2 separate regions of the Homo sapiens genome follow, and region 2 is linked to region 1. The links are chromatin loops, found by intact Hi-C in ENCODE. Cell type or tissue: A673. All regions are shown on one strand.

The links. Peaks named below come from ENCODE experiments on the same cell type or tissue, not always from the same donor. Only the 100,000 strongest peaks of a DNase experiment are listed, where the experiment ranks them.
Region 2: it touches region 1 in a loop (3-fold over the local background); 3 of 110 quality-filtered maps call a loop at or near these places.

What each region holds. Positions count from the first base shown.
Region 1 is chr2:122,186,845-122,194,844 of GRCh38, forward strand. All of the region lies in intron 2 of LOC105373592 (a long non-coding RNA gene), which reads left to right. Among named protein-coding and RNA genes, the nearest start is that of LINC01823, 400 kb to the left of the region's middle. RefSeq lists a silencer at 5,615-5,815. In A673, a CTCF peak has its summit at 4,673; DNase peaks (open chromatin) are centred at 4,687, 6,947 and 7,947; H3K27ac peaks cover 3,069 bases.
Region 2 is chr2:122,364,152-122,372,151 of GRCh38, forward strand. The region is part of intron 3 of LOC105373592 (a long non-coding RNA gene); the gene reads left to right. Among named protein-coding and RNA genes, the nearest start is that of LINC01823, 580 kb to the left of the region's middle. In A673, a CTCF peak has its summit at 4,640 (motif pointing left); a DNase peak (open chromatin) is centred at 4,600.

The DNA of each region.
Region 1 (8,000 bases):
CGTCAGCGAGGGGATTGGGAAGTCCAGTTCACGGGACGGGAGAGAACATGTTGGAGAGTGACAGTCACTGCCCACAGAGCCAGCAAGTCATGCCGGAGGTGGAAAACTAGAAAAGAGGCAGGAAAGGGGGCAGAAAATGAGTTTCCACCAGGAAGTAGTTTCATTCTGAAGAATTTAACAAATTTACAAAACAGATTCTGTTGAAATGCAGAAGTAAGTCAGCACTTGGCTGGCCACCCAGGCCCTGTGAGGGAGAGATAACACAGGCATTTATCTAAAGACCCTTTTACACACGCACACAGGACGAATTTTTCTAGCTAATTAGAAATGTAGTTTTACCACCAGCACTTCCCATCTCTTATCAATCTCTGTGGCCGACAACCACTTGATGGAGGTAAATTTTTCAGTTTTGATGGTGTTTGGGTAATTCATGGGCCTCAAAATCAGAAAGTTATTGGGATAGAAAAGACCTTGACAAGTCATTTAGTCAGTAGCCTGCCTTTGCCCACAGGCTGTTCCTGGGGGCACATATATGCCACATTGTAATAATGACATCAATCTTTCCATTGACTCATTTATTCAACAATGTGTTGAGCAATAATAAAAATAAATAAATTTATTAAGTATTTACCTATACACCAGATACCATGCTATGTGCTCTCCATTAATTTTCTCATTTTATAATAATAACTCCCCGAGGGATAAACTTTCACTATTCTTTTATATAGATGAGGCGTTGGAAGGTTGAGCTCTAGCTGTGAATAGGACACAGCCCTGCCCTCAAAGAACTTGCAACCAGATAAACAGTGGGATAAGCAAGGCAGCAGTGAGACTGTGTTATGGAGCTATTAGGAGGGCAACTTAGCCCAGTGTCGGGAAGTCAAGGCAGGCTTCCTGCAAGAGGTGATATTTGGACTGAGACCTGAGTTGTTAGCCATGCAAAAGCCCTGCCCTTCTTCCCTTATAGGGTGTGGCTTCAACCAGACTTTTCTGGCTTATACTGGTATGCTGCACCAATAATGGTTGGTGCACTAATGGCAAATTGGAGGTTAAGGCTTTAGAGGTTAGAAAACCAGGAGCACCTGGATCATTTCACAGCCCACCTCAGTACATCAGTTAGCAGTCCTGGAGTTTGTTCTCTGAGTACAGTAGGAGCAAACACCAGGAGGACGTGGTGCCTTCGGTGGAGCACTGAAGGAGTACCTGGCTCAGAGTGGGTGGGAGCAAGTGGAGTGAGGGAAGCAGAGGGTGGGAGAGAGGCAGGCCCAGGTTCTGAAAAACCTTAGAAGCCTAGTTAAAAGGTTGGACTCTATTCTGAAGGTAGCTGGGGTCCACGGAAGGGTTTTCAACATAATAGAGGTGTCGGCTTTGCATTTCGGAAACATCGCTTTGGCTGCAATAAGGAGAGTGGATTGAATAGGGAAAGCTGAGAGTCAGGGAGGCTGAATTAGGAGGCCAGTCCATGATGCAGGCAGATGGAAGATGATGGAGGTCTGTGAGATTGAGAAGTGATGACTCAGGGAGGTATTGACGGTGAGGGGCTGACCAGGGGAGGTGAGTGGACAGGAGTGAAGGGCCACCCAGGTTTCTGGCTTGGATTCCCGCGTAAATGGTGGTGGCATCTGTTAGGGTAAAAAAACAGCACCTTGTAGCTGGCATATTAAGTAAGCAGAAATAATGGGGTATAATAGTGAAAGGAACTTTATTTTTCTCCCACTGTTCCTTTCAGTCTGCTAAGTGGAGATGGAAATTGGGTGGGTCTCATGGCTTTTGTGGTCTCTTAGGTGACACCAGGCTCTTAGTCACTTTAAGTCACAAAACCTGCCTCAATTAGCTAGAGTATCCAGGCCAGTATGGGGATGAGTGCTCCCCTCCTCATTCAAGGGTGAGGTCTCCCCTCCACCCAGCTGGGGCTGGTGGCAGGTAGAATATTTGCTTTTCGGGAATGGGTATGGTCAGTGCCTCTCTGTCCCTAGCTCACATCCTCACCCACTCTCTGGCTGCTGTGTGTGATCCCACCAGCATAGAAGTGGGGGTGGAGGTGAGGGATAAGGCATGAGGAAGTCCATAGTCCACTAATGCTGGAGGGAGATGGCTCTGCCCTCTCTCAGCCAGGCAGACCATCTCTTATGGGCACTTTTATGAATTCGCTGGTGGCTTCCCCGGGCTCCTCTTTCATGGGAAATGCTTCTCTTTCAAGAGGATGCTCCCAGTCAGTCTCTTCTCAGCCTCTGCTTCTGCCTGTCCAGCCTTCTGTGTCTCCATGCTGAGGCCCCTCCTTGGCAGAACCCATTTTGGGACAACCCTGGGTCAACATTTCTATCATGATTCAACTCTGGCTCACAGGCTTAATTCCCAGACATGGGGCTGAACTCTGGACCACAGTCAGTTTTGGCTTTCCAGGGCCAAGTCAGGCTGAATTTGTGGTGTACTCCATCATAAGGAGCATACATCAAAGCCTCTCCTCTGTTGGGATTAAAGGGCAACACCTGTCCATCCCTCCTCTATGTGGGTGGGATGGGACTCCCAGCTCCCGGTGACTGTATCTAATGAACTATTCATTCAAAAAGAAATCTCTTAATGTGCACTTGTTGGTTCTTTCATATCTTCATTGACAACTGGTCATTTAACTGGTTTCATCACCAAGTTTGAAGTTTTTGGATCTGGTATCTACTATAGGTCGACATCTCCTTTGAAGCTTTTAATGTAATGCTCTTTTCATTATACTTTCAATCTTTCCCATCCACCTTTTCTATTTGGGGCTTATTCCTGCGCTGTGAGGTGGATAGGAAGGCATTTTTGTCTCCATATTTCAGATGAGCAGCTGGAGGAACAAGGAGATTCAGTGATTGAATATGGTTCTTCAGAGTTATTTAACAAAGGGGTGTGGAACTGAGCCATGAGGGCCAGGCTCAGCAGCGTTGGCTGCCTCCGGACAGGGGCCATTGCCATGACCCTACTGAGCAGTGCTCTACTGTGAGCCTTTTTGGAGGGCGTCTCAGGGTACTGATGTCACCCAGGCTGGGGCTGACCTAAAGGCAGATTTGAAACAAGAGCTCCCCCAGGCTCTGACATGTGTCTTCAGCTAGGAAAAGTCAGGAGGGCAGCATGGAGAGTGAGGAAAGTCCTTTTCCCTCAGTTTTTGCCCCAGTTTTCTCATCTGTTAAACAAGAGTAACAATATCTTTCTCATAGTGTTGTCACAAGGACTATGTCAGCTAATATCTATTAAATTCCAGCCTACTGCTTGCCATAGAGCAACTGATAAATAGTAAACACTGTCCTTACCTTAAGCCGAGACTGTGGTTACTAAAAGAGGTGAACGTGGACCCCCATGAAGGAGGGGGTCAAAGAAGGAGAGGATTAGTGGGATCTTCTATCAGAACTGGAAGCAAAAGGCAGAAGTCTCAAGTCCCCAGCTCTCTGTTGGTGGCTTTTGTGATCTGTCTTCTTTTCATATTTAGTGCTCTGGTTTGTTTTTGGGAATAGCCAGGGAACCAGGAGGAGACCTACAGGGTGATCTCTGCATGCCTGGGGGATGACAACCCCAGGGGCAGAGTGGATGGAGGCAGTGACAAAGACCAAAAGGAGAAAATAGGCCAAGTTTCTTGGTCCCCATCAAAAGAAGACAGCTGAGGATACCGCCCCGAGAAGAGGGAAACCCTGAAGGCTGAGAAGCAGAAACCCTGTGTGCAAGGGGGCACTGCCCCAGGGCCTGACTTGAGCATGAAATTCCTTTTTCATTGGAATCCCGTCACTGCTGGGTTTACCTGAACTGATAGGATTGGGGTCTTGTCCCAGCAGAGTGTTGTAGGTGTGCATGTGTGTGCTCACGTGTGTGCACACATGCTTAGCATAAGACAGGTGGGAAGAGGTGAAGAAGCACAAAATGTAACAATCCTTTATTTTAGCTGCAATGCTTTCTGCTTGTATTTTCTCTTCTAAAAATGATGTTTTTGTTAGAAATAGCAATGGAGCAATCCCAATTAATGGGAAAACACCATTGGGACTTTTTCTCATGGAAACTTTTTGAGCTGACTAGTTACTATGTTTGTATTAGCAAAATCCATATGGCTCCTGTGTAAGGAAATGGGTGGATTTGTGTGCTGAGGTGAGGGTGGGGGATCATCTTACGGCAGGCTCCACCCTACAAAGTGTGTCAAGGCTTTGTTTTCGTACCCAGTAGGGCTGGTAGAATTGATTGATTGACTGATGGTGCCTGTGATTAGGTCTCCAACTTAAGCATGTATCAGTATCACCTGGAGGGGTTGTTCACACACAGATTGCTGGGCCCCAGGCCCAGGGTTTCTGACTCAGTAGGTCTGGAATTGGGCCAGATAATTTTCTAAGCCATACTAATCTCACTGGTTCGAGGATTGCACTTTGAGAATCCCTGGGCCTGTGGATAATTATAATAAAACCCAGTGACATTTCTTTTAGGCCCCCAGTTTACTGTTAGAGGTTTAGGGTTTTACACCGTTAAAAGGAAAACTACATCAGCTTTATTAACCCGGGCAAGTTCCAGAAACCACAAAGCAAAGCTCAGGGCCACCCTAGATTAGAGAATATAGTCTAGGGTTGAGCAAAGTGTAGCTCCCACATCCCATCTGAATCTGGCCTTTCAGTAAATGGGGTGGGACCGAGCTGGGATTTGGATGCAGGCAGAGACCGTGAGTTTAACCACTAGGCGGTGTTGTCTAATAGCGAGTGCTAATCTGGTTGTGGAGTCCAGACTCTCTGTGAGCCATGCCAGGCACCCAGAGGCAGAATTGCAGAACCCTAAAGGCAGGTTCCTGTCTCACCCTCCACATTTATCCTCAGAGTGGCCCTTCTAGTGCTTCCTCCTGCCAGGTATGCATGCATCTGGGCTTACCTTCTACATGTGCACCTGACCGTCACCCTGCTCTTCCCCTGGGCCTGCAGCTGGGAGAGGAGGTGGACTACCCCTTCCTTTTATCTGATCTTCTTGCCCATCGGCTGGTTGGATCAGTATCCTTGGGGTCTGCAGAGCAAACACAGCTGCCTCTCTCCTCCCATGTCTCTCTGGCTCGGACACTTACTGGTCACACATCTTTTGCTGTCAGGTGACATGATGGAGTTCAACCTTGATTTCCTCATCTGTGAAATGGGAATAATAATAATGCCATCTGCTGAAGGTGCTGTGAGAACTAAATCAGTAACTGTGTGTGAAGCCCTTAGACAAATGCCCAACAAGGAGTACATTTGGGAAAAGGCCCATGTCTTTATGATTACTCTTCTAATGGAGAAGAGCAAATTGAGGTGAGGAGAGAGAGTGCTTCCCCACATGGGAAGAGGGGCCAGAAACTGCCTTCTTTATGGATAAGATTGTGAGTTGAGGGCAAAGTCCCCTCCTTCCCATCAATGTTAGCATGGTAGTGATTATTAGGTCTAAATAACATATTTATTGGCACCTACAACAGCATCTCTTATATATACACACTCAGTGAACACACATGGTTATGATAAATGAGATATTCAAAGTGTCTTCACATCTACTGTCACATCAGATCCTCGTGGCAAGCCTGGCTGATGTGTTGGGTGGATATTATGAGGCCGTTTTCTTGTGCAACTTGTAAATGAACCCATGTCGGAAAAAAGAAGGAGAATCCTTCATCTATTGTCTACTACACAGCATTCACCATGCTAGCTGTGGCTTTTTAATTATCGCAATACCACCATTAGGTGGATACTGCTGTTCTCATGTTACAGCAGATGCAATGACATCTCAAAGAGGTTAAGTGACTTGCCTATAGTCACATAGCTGATAAGTGATGGGGTCAGAGTTTGAACCCAGCCCCATTGCCTGTATAGCCAAGGCTGTTCCCCAAGCAGGTGTTGCCCTGTAGGACAGTAGCAACCAATGAGGTCTGCAAATGATAGTGACAATTTTATCCTTGGAGTAAGTGCACCACTTTCTCATGTTACCTTTATGAGTGGAATAGCCCTCAATTTAATGGTTTCTGGTTGGGATCTCAAAAAGTCTTTCACATGATTTTGGGTCTGGCCTCATACATATACTTGAAAGTCTCTGTTATGGGCAAACATCTGGAGACATAAAATGATGCTCGATTTACTTAAAAATTACTGAGCCGGCTACTGGCAGCTGTAGACTTGAACTCAGTCTCCCTGAGGCTGGACCAGGCACTCTTTGGGCCACACTGTCGTATAGGAAGTAGTCAGGGTGTTCTGTTCTTTCCTGCATTCCCAGATTCAGGGTGGGTGCAGCGTTTGGATGCACTGGTAATATTTTCATGCTGTTTCTGCTAAAGGTCAAATTGACAATGCTGCTCTGGCCATTTCTGGAGTCTCTGGTGAGTTATTTATGCTTTCATTAGCATGTCAATGTACACAGCACACATACCATTTACACACGCAGAGATGAGATCTATGCATTTGAAGAATGTTTATGGCCATAGCCTCTCTGTTATTTTACAAAAAACTCCAGGAAATATGGTGTTTTTCTCAGAATGCCAATATAAAAGTTGATATAAAGATTGGTGATGTGTAAGCTTTGACATTACATAAATATATGTAGGCGTTGTAAAAGTTAACAACCGTTTTATTTATAATTATACTGCAGATTGATATTTTTATATCCATATTGTCGATGGTAACCTTTCTATCTTCACTTCAGTCTGGGCCCAAGAATGTTTATATTAGACTTTTATGTCTGTGTTTCCTTCTGTAACATCAGGGCACATGCTGGCTTTCTTCAGTCACAGGAGTATTAGTGTCACCCATCCATCCTCCCAGGAAAAAAATTCTTGTCCCATTGGTCTCGTAATTCATGGTATTATGGTGCACAGTTTGATATCCCTTCATTGCCATGTAACTACAAACTGTGCTTTCTCCTTCCCCTACATTCTCATCATAATATTTCTGGATTGCCACATCTGTCTTGCAAGATAGAAAAGTTATATTTGGTTGAAATTTGAGCCACTGGATTGAGAAACGCTTGTTATCTGACTCCTCCAGGTTTACAAGAATGTGGATCCAAACTCTCCTTCTTGCATACGGATGAGGAAGATAGCACGTTTTTATCCTCCGCTTAGCTCTGCTCTAAGGGGGAAAAATGCCCTGTCTTAAATATTTGATCCTCTTTACAAAAGATTCCCTACTGAACAGACAGCTATAGTATTTTTAACTGGCGAAAACCACTCTGGTGTCACTTTTAAAGTAGAAAAGGAAAAGCAATATTCACACAATATGGAGAACTATTGACCCCAGAATAGTGCCATTTTCTTTCTTGATGGGTTCAAATTAAGCAAAACCTAGACATTTTGCTCCACGTAGAGGCATCTCAGTGCAGGCCAGCTTGTAGATTCTGCACCAGGCTCTGCAGGTTACTAGCGATATAACCTCCCTGAGCCTCAGGTTCCTTGTCAGTCAAAGATAGCATTGAAAGTCACTCCCAGTCTAGCCCATAAGATCATGCATGCCAAAATTTGGTACAGGTGCAATGCATGCTTGTTTTTTCACAAAAAAGGGGATCAACTGACTGATATTTATTTGACTAAATTCAATCACTTGGTCACTCATTCAACACATTTAATTTGTGAAACTAAGACTTAAAGCTCTGTCTAAACAATGCTGTCAGATGCAAGCACGTGGTAAACCCATGCTGGTTGTGGTGGGTGCAATGTTTCTGATGTGTGGGCTTAATTTTCATGCCACACCTTGAACTAGCCAAAGGTTTTCCGTTAGAGAGGTTGGGTGGGCCTTCTGGGACATGGAGATATTCCACCATCTCCTGACTTGAATGAGAACAATGGAGCCCTGGAGGGGGTGTCTGACTCAGAGGTCCTCTTTGTTTTTCTCCCACCTGCACTTCTTACGGTAGTGTTAGTGCTGGGGGAAATAACCACTCTTTCAGGACACAGGCACACACATTTACTTGAGCTAACTATGAGTCAGGCACTTTGTATACACTCATGAATATTTCATGGTATTTTCTCCACATGTCAGATAATCATCAGGGAT
Region 2 (8,000 bases), 180 kb after region 1:
TGCCCCACATGTGTTCAGAGAATAAATGGATGAAGCACTTGCTGCTTATAAAGAATTATAATTGATCACGATGCAGTACTCACTAGGTGTCAAGCAGGTATTTACGTTTTTTTTTTTTTTTTTTTTTTACATATTAACTTATGTAATTGCACCTCGTCCCCTTAAACAGGTAGTGAGGACTATTGTTTCCTCCTTTGGCAAATGAGAAGACAGGGGCCAGAAATGTTAAACGACTTGCTCCAGCTCACATACCTAGTGGCAGAGGAAGTATTGGAATGCGGTGGTCTACCACCTGAACCTCACACTGATGTGCTTTGCTGTGCTGCCCCTCTGTGTCTTCACATACAAAGCCTAAATTCATCTTTTGATGTGAATGTTTTAGTCAATATACCCTTTTATTTTTTTCGCACCATGCTATACATATATAGGCATTCATATGGCCCAGATCTGAAGCCTTCCTTCACTCCTTTGACTCTCCTTCGATCCTGCAGCTGAGTTACTAGATGCAAAGGAAATATAACCTCGTTCAGTTCCTAGCACATATTAGACAACTGATAAATGAAAACTGTTATCTTTGTTATTATTATTGTTATTACTACCAGTTATCTTCTTGCTAAACTGCCGTTTTCTTTAGGGCAAGGATTTTTGTCTTATTCATCTCAAATATAATTGGTGCTTGTAAATGTTAATTTGGATTGAACTGCTCATGGCAGATTAAAGGATGGCAAGCTTGTACATCTGAGACCAGAGACAAGGTAGTTCTGTTCTTTCATTCAATCAAAAAACATTTATTGAGCACCTATGTAGCAGTTACTACTCTAGACCATGAGGGATCCAACCATGAGGACACAGATGATGATCCCTGTTCCACGGGGTTTGTGTTCTGGTAGAAGGAGGCAGAGAATCAAAAGCATAAAAAGCTGAAATATATAATATGTGAGATGTGCTGTAGAGAGAACTAAGCAGACCATGAGAAGAGGGAGCACTGGAGGCATTCCAGTTTTAGAGGTGGTAATGGAAGAACTTGCTGAGAAGGCGATACTTGGGTAAGATGTAGGAGAGCTGAGAGAAGGAGCAACATGGCGGAATGGAAATTAGCCAGGGAAAGTGGTCCAGCAGAGGAAATAGCAAGTGCAAAGGCTCTGTCTTAGTCCTCTTGGGCTGTCATAACAAAGCTACCATAGACTGAATGGTTTAAACGACAGAAATTGATTTCTCTTCCAGAGGCTGGGAAGTCCAGAATCAAGGCACTGGCACATGGAGTGTCTGTGAGGGGCTGCTTTCTGTTGCATAGACGGAGCCTTCATGCTGTATCTCACGTGGTGGAAGTGGCAAGACAGCTCTCTGGGGCCTCTCTTATAAGGGTTATTACTCCATTCATGAAGGTGGAGCCCTCAAGACCTAATCACCCCCAAAGGCTTCACCTTCAGATACTGTCACAATGGTGATTAGATTTCAATATGTAAATTTTGTGGGAGGGCGGGCACAAACATTCAGATTGTAGCAGGCTCTGAGGGAGAAGTAGGATGCACAGGCTTTGGGAGCAGCAAGCCAGCCAGTGTAGGCCAGTGGAGGGTTTGTAAGTGGGAGTTACACAAATCAGGGCAGTGGGGAGATGCAGATTGTGTAGAACCTCGCAGGCCATTGTAATGGTTTTAGTTTTCCCTTGAAATAACACAGGAAGCTACAGAAGGGGTGTAAAAGGGGATGTGAGATGATATAACCTATTTTGATAGCAGTGTTAAGAATAACCGAAAAGATAGGATGGTAGGCAGAATATAGATCACAAAGGCAGAAGGAGAAAGAAGAAGGTGTTTCCGTAATCTGTGACAATGATGGTGCTGGCTCGTTCCAGGTTGGTAGCAGTGGAAGTCATGAGAATTCTTCCACTGTGCATATATTTTGATGGCGACATTGGCATGATGGGAGATTTGATGTGGAGTGGGAGAGTAAGAGAAGAATCACAGATGACTGGGTCTGAGTGATGCAAATGATGGAGTTGCCAAAACTGAGATGCAGAAAGCTGGAAAGAACTCTATTTGGGACATGCTAGATTTAAGATGTTTATTAGATATCTGTGTGGGGATGTTAAGCAGATAACTGGAGACTTGAGTTCAGGGGAAAGGACTAGAAAGGAGAGTCACCATTTGGGAGACACAAGCCTATAGATAGATTTTAATGCTGTGAGACTGATGGCACCATGAAGAAGGTGAGTATATTGAAAAAAGAAAAGATGTCCAAGACTGAGTCAAAGAGATGAGGTAGAACCAGCAAAGAAGATATAGAAGTAACAGCTAAGGTGGGTAGGGGGGGAAACCAGAGAGGGCGACATCCCAGAAGTCAAATAACAGGAGATTATCAAAGAGCAGGGATTGATCAACCATGGTCAAAGGTGCACTGAGGACAAAGAATCTTGACAGTTACATCTATTACAGCAACATGTGACTCAGTGTTGACATTAGAGGGAACACTTTCTTCTTCAAGCAATAGAAGGTCAAGGGAGTTGGGCAGAGCTGCTATCTGTAAAGAAAGGGAATGGCTACCAGGAAATAAGGGGTCAACACCAAGTCTGGAAGGGACACAAGATCAAGCTGGAAGCCGCTACTCCCAGATTTTGGAGTGGGAGGAAACAGAATCTTAGTTAAAACAGGTTTACAAACAAGCAAGAATTTCCTGAGAAATTATTTTGAGTACAATGTGGTGTTTCTAGTTGATCTTTGTAGGAGATGAATGTGTGGCGTTTGAATGTTTCAGCCAGCTCATGATATGGGTAAAAGAATGAACACAGTCTCCATTTGGAATGTACAAGTAAAAGTAAAATAATAATAAAATATAATTGTGGACATTTGATCCAAATGTATGTGGAAAACATTTTTAAGAGAAAAAAAATGATCAGAATAACTACATTACCGCATTTTTAAAATGTCTTGGGGTTGCTGTCATTTTATCCTTTTTAAAACATCCTTTTAGAGTCTACCAATACCCTATTTTTACAGAAAGTTGATTTTATTTTTGGACTGCACATTAATTTCATTTCCCAGCATAATGAAATTCCACTGAACAATTTCACTATCCCTGAAAAGTGATTTGGTCATTTTGAGTCAGAAAATTGGCATTAGGCAGAAATACAAGATCTCCCATTACTTTGTATTAAAAAATAAAAAAGCTAAAAAGAGTTTTCTGTTTTTACCGCATCTAGTGATCATTCGGGTGAAAAAAAGTGTGTGTTCCATCTTTTGCAGTGCCAAATTTCATCGCCTTTCCTTCACTGCACAGCTTGTTAAACATGAACAAGCACTTTGGATTTCATGGCAGCATTAAAATTCTTACTTAAATTGCCTTGGAACTTGGTGACCCCTTAATTAATGCAGTCACTGCTCGACACTTTGTGTAATATTGTTTATAGAACTGATAGAAAAAACACATCTGTGCTGCAAGGGCTGCAAATATAGTGAAACAGCAAACGTAGACAAACGTTTAAATGTAGCCATGTGAAATGTCCCAACAATACACACAGAATATAGTTGCTGTTATTATTATGATTAATGTTGCTATTTTAAAGATCTTGCAAAGAAGGACTGTGTAAAAAGATTTAAATACCAGGCTTGCCTTGGGTTTTGTTCTCTGATGGAGTTGCTGAAGGAACTTGAGCATGAAAACGACATGTTCCTTCCACTCTGGTGGGTCTCTGGAGTACATACGAGAGGAAGCTGAGACTGCTAACAAAGAACTGAGCTAACAGGTTACTAAAATTGTCCAGATTAAAACAATAGAGCTAGACCTACACTAGAAGAGACAAGGGCAATGGCTATGAGGTGGTAGATGTTAATGGGATATTTCACATTCTGCTGTGTCTTTGATTCTAGAAAATATAAGAATGACCCAATTCTCTCTTCTCCAGAGTTTTCAATTCTAATATTTGTTTCCTAACTTCACTTTGGTTAGGTGCTCCAATGTGTTCTGTTTCCTTGAGTTTGCTAAATTGGTGCTACTTCTTTCTAAAGAGCAGAGCTTAGCAGCTAAAGCAACTGGTTATTTCTTTATGCAATTCGGTAATCTAAAAGTTATCTTTGGGCAATCTTAACTCATTGTATAAATCCATTATTCTTTTACCAAATCCTAGAAATGAGAAGAGACATCAAATTTTTTCCTATGTGCCAACTATGTGTGCCTTACTTACTTCATCTGGTTCACTTTATGGTAAAACGGAGAGGTTACAATTTATATTTTGGAAATAAATCTAGCATAATTGACTATGGCAGAATGTGGTGTACAATAATTCCTGGTATTCTATTGGCTTGTGGATTAAAAGTAGAGATTGAAAATAACCCTTCAAAACTCTTAGCCCAAGAGCATTGCCTGCTGATATATCTTAGGCATAAATCTTTAAGTAGAAATTACATTTAAAACAATCAAATATTTAAAAAGACTATTATGACTATTTATGACTCTTATATTAATCTTGAGAATTCCAAAGGAGATTCCAGTCATAATAGCCTTGCTTCCTGTGCCAATTTTTGCTTAACATGAAAATAGGCAACAGAGGCCATTGTTCCTCTGTAAGTGCTATTAGCACATGGACAAATGCTCTCATTTTTACATCTTCTGCCCCCTTCTGGCGCCTGGCCCTTAAGATGCAGCCAATAAATTGTGTTGAAACTGTATATTCTCAATAGCAGTCTAATTTGGCATATTAATATGATATAGGAAAAAAGCCTTTAATGATAATTTACATAAAAACTACACCATTCATTTATGTACAAAAAGTCCCACATGTACCCATTTATCATTTTCTGAGTTTCTACTGTGTATAGCAGGCAGTAATTATGGCTGAGATCTTCTGAAATGATTATAGCACTGCTCTCATCCTTCAGTTCACTGTCTGATGGAGGTGACAACCCTATAAATTATTACAAAACAGTATGAAGTGTTGTCATAGAGATGGGCAAAGACTTATCATGGTATGCCTGGAGGAGGCCTTGTCAAGCTTGTTTTGATCTGGAAACACACAATCATATATAGATAGATGCTAGATGCTAGATAGATAGATGGATAGATAGATAGATAGATAGATAGATAGATAGATAGATAGATATTTTAGAGTCGGAGGCAGTCTCAGAGGTTGTGATACAAACTTTTATTCTCTCTTCCTAGAAAAGTTAAATAAAACTGTCTTTCAAATGAATCACAGTAAATAGCATGAATAAAGACACTCCATCATTCACTAGTATAAATAAATAATTTTCCTTTAACAAATAATTATGTAACATCTACTATAGGCCAGATACTTCTTAAGAACTCAAATATTATTATCTGAATTTAATATATTGAATATCTATTTACATACCCTAGTGTCTTCTGTTCTAACTTCCTGACAGTTACAAATTCTAGCTTTCAACTCTTAATTTCCCTCTCCTTCCCAAAATAATATTTTCTGTATTATTGGTTTCAACTTTGTATAGGAATAGAACTGACCGGAATTCAAAAAAGTGTGAATTTAGGAACAGGTACACTGGTGAACAGTTTATGTTCTCAAAGATTTTCCAGCCAAGAAATTTTTTTAAAGCATAAAATGATGGCTGAACATTGAAGACCATGAAGACTCTAGATATTCAGAAACAACCTCCAGGTTCAATAGAGAGGATAGGTCCTGGGCAATAGGTTCTTCTCAGTAAGAGAAGAAGTGGTTATTTAAGGAAGTAAAATGAAAGAGACCAATGAACTTTTGCAATAGTTAGCTATGAAGAGTACAGAATTGATTTCAAAAACAATTTTTTTCCTTTTCACACTTTTCCCATCCTCCTTGCTGACTACTAGACATGAAAAATAAATTCTGACTACTTTCTGCCATTTTGGGAGGTAAAAGTGAGTTAAGGTCATTAAATTGTAGCAATTACATAGCTGCATTGTTTTTTGAGACTCTAGCAGGAGAAAAAAATCCACACACTGATCAGCAAAGAATATTCTTTCACATATGAGAAAGTGACTCTTCAGTGGAACTCAAGCATAGAAGGACTAGAGGAAGAAAAAACTTAAAAGTCACATAAGACATATGATTTCTGGTAATGGCAGAGTGGCTTGTTTGAAATAACCTGTCTATAATTTTAAAATATAGAAAATATATTTGAAAAATACAAGTATTTAAAGGCTCTCAATAGCAAATATGGAGAAAAAGGAATGAGGTTGGAAAATTGGCAGCTTTAGGCCTAAAGGCCCCCCAAGCCTCTACTGCCCCATACTCAGCTTGCATGCTGCTTCATCTACAGAGAGCTACTGCCTTATTGGTATGAGGTGTCAGAGGATACAGCTCAGGCTAGCAGAACAATGACCAAGTTTTGGGAGAGTACCTGGAAAAAAGGGAGCCATAGAGAGTGTGAACTCAATAATTTACTGAAAAAATCCACCCAAGAACTCTGTCTGCAAGGGGGGAGACTTTGCAGGGGGTTTTCTTAAAAAATACAGCAGCTGGAAACTAAGGAAACTGTATTATTCTGTTTTCACATTGTTATAAAGAATTACCTGAGACTGGGTTATTTATAAAGAAAAGAGGTTTAATTGACTCACAGTTCCACATGGTTGGGAAGGCCTTAGGAAACTTACAATCATGGTGGAAGGCAAAGGGAAAGCAAGGCATGTCTTACATGGTGGCAGGAGAGAGAAAGGGGGCAAGTGCCACAATTTTAAAACCAGCAGATCTTGTGAGAAGTCACTCACTGTCATGAGAACAGCATGGAGGAAACTGCCCCTATGATCCAATCGCCTCCCATCAGGCTCTTCCCTCAACATGTGGGGGTTATAATTCTAGATGAGATTTGGGTGGGGATACGGAGCCAAACCATATCATTTCACTCCTGGCCCCTCCCAAATCTCATGTTCTTCTCACATTTTAAAATACAGTCATGCCTTCCCAACAGTCCCCCAAAGTCTTAACTCATTCTAGCATTAGCACATTTTTCAAGTCCAAAGTCTCATCTGAAACAAGGAAAGTCCCTTCCACCTGTGAGCCTGTAAAATCAAAAGCAAGTTAGTTACTTCCAAGTTACAATGTAGGTGCAGGCAGTGGGTAGATGCTCCCATTCCAGATGGGAGAAATTGGCCAAAACAAAGAGGCTACAGGTCCCATGCAAGTCCAAAACACAGCAGGGCAGTCATTACATCTTAAAGTTCCAAAATAACCTCCTTTTATTAATCTCTTATATCCAGGGCATGCTGATGGAAGAGGTGGGCTCCCCAGGCCTTGGGCAGCTCAGATCTGCAGGGTACAGCCCCCATGGCTGCTCTCCTGTGGCTGCTTTCATGGGCAGGCTTTGAGTGCCTTTGGCTTTTCCAGGCTTACAGTGCAAGTTGTTAGTGGATCCACCGTTCTGGGATCTGGACAACGGTGGCCCTCTTCTCGCAGCTCCACTAGGCAGTGTCCCGGTGGGGACTCTGTGTGGGAGCTCCAACCCCACATTTCCCCTCTGCATTGCCCTACTAGAGGTTCTCCATGCAGGACCTGTCCCTGCAGCAAACTTCTTCTGCCTGAACATCCAGACATTTTCATACATCCTCTGAAACCCAGGAAGAGTTTCCCACACTTCAACTCTTCTGTGTACCCACAGGCCCAACGCCACATGGAAGCCACCCCGGCTTGAGGCTTGCAATATCTGAAGCAATGGCATGAGCTGTACATTGGCCTCTGTCAGCCATGGCTGGAGCTGGAGCGGCTGAGACACAGGGCACCGTGTCCCAAGGCTGCACATAGCAGTGTGGCTCTGGGCCCAGCCCATAAAACCATTTTTCTTTCCTAAGCGTCTGGGCTGGTGATGAGAGGAATTGCTATGAAGATCTCTGAAATACCCTGGAGACATTTTCCCCATTATCTTGGCTATTAACATTCGGCTCCTTGTTATTTATGCAAATTTCTGCAGCTGGCTTGAATTTCTCCCCAGAAAATGGGTTTTTGTTTTCTACCACATTGTCAGACTGCAAATTTTCCAAACTTTTATATTCTGCTTCCC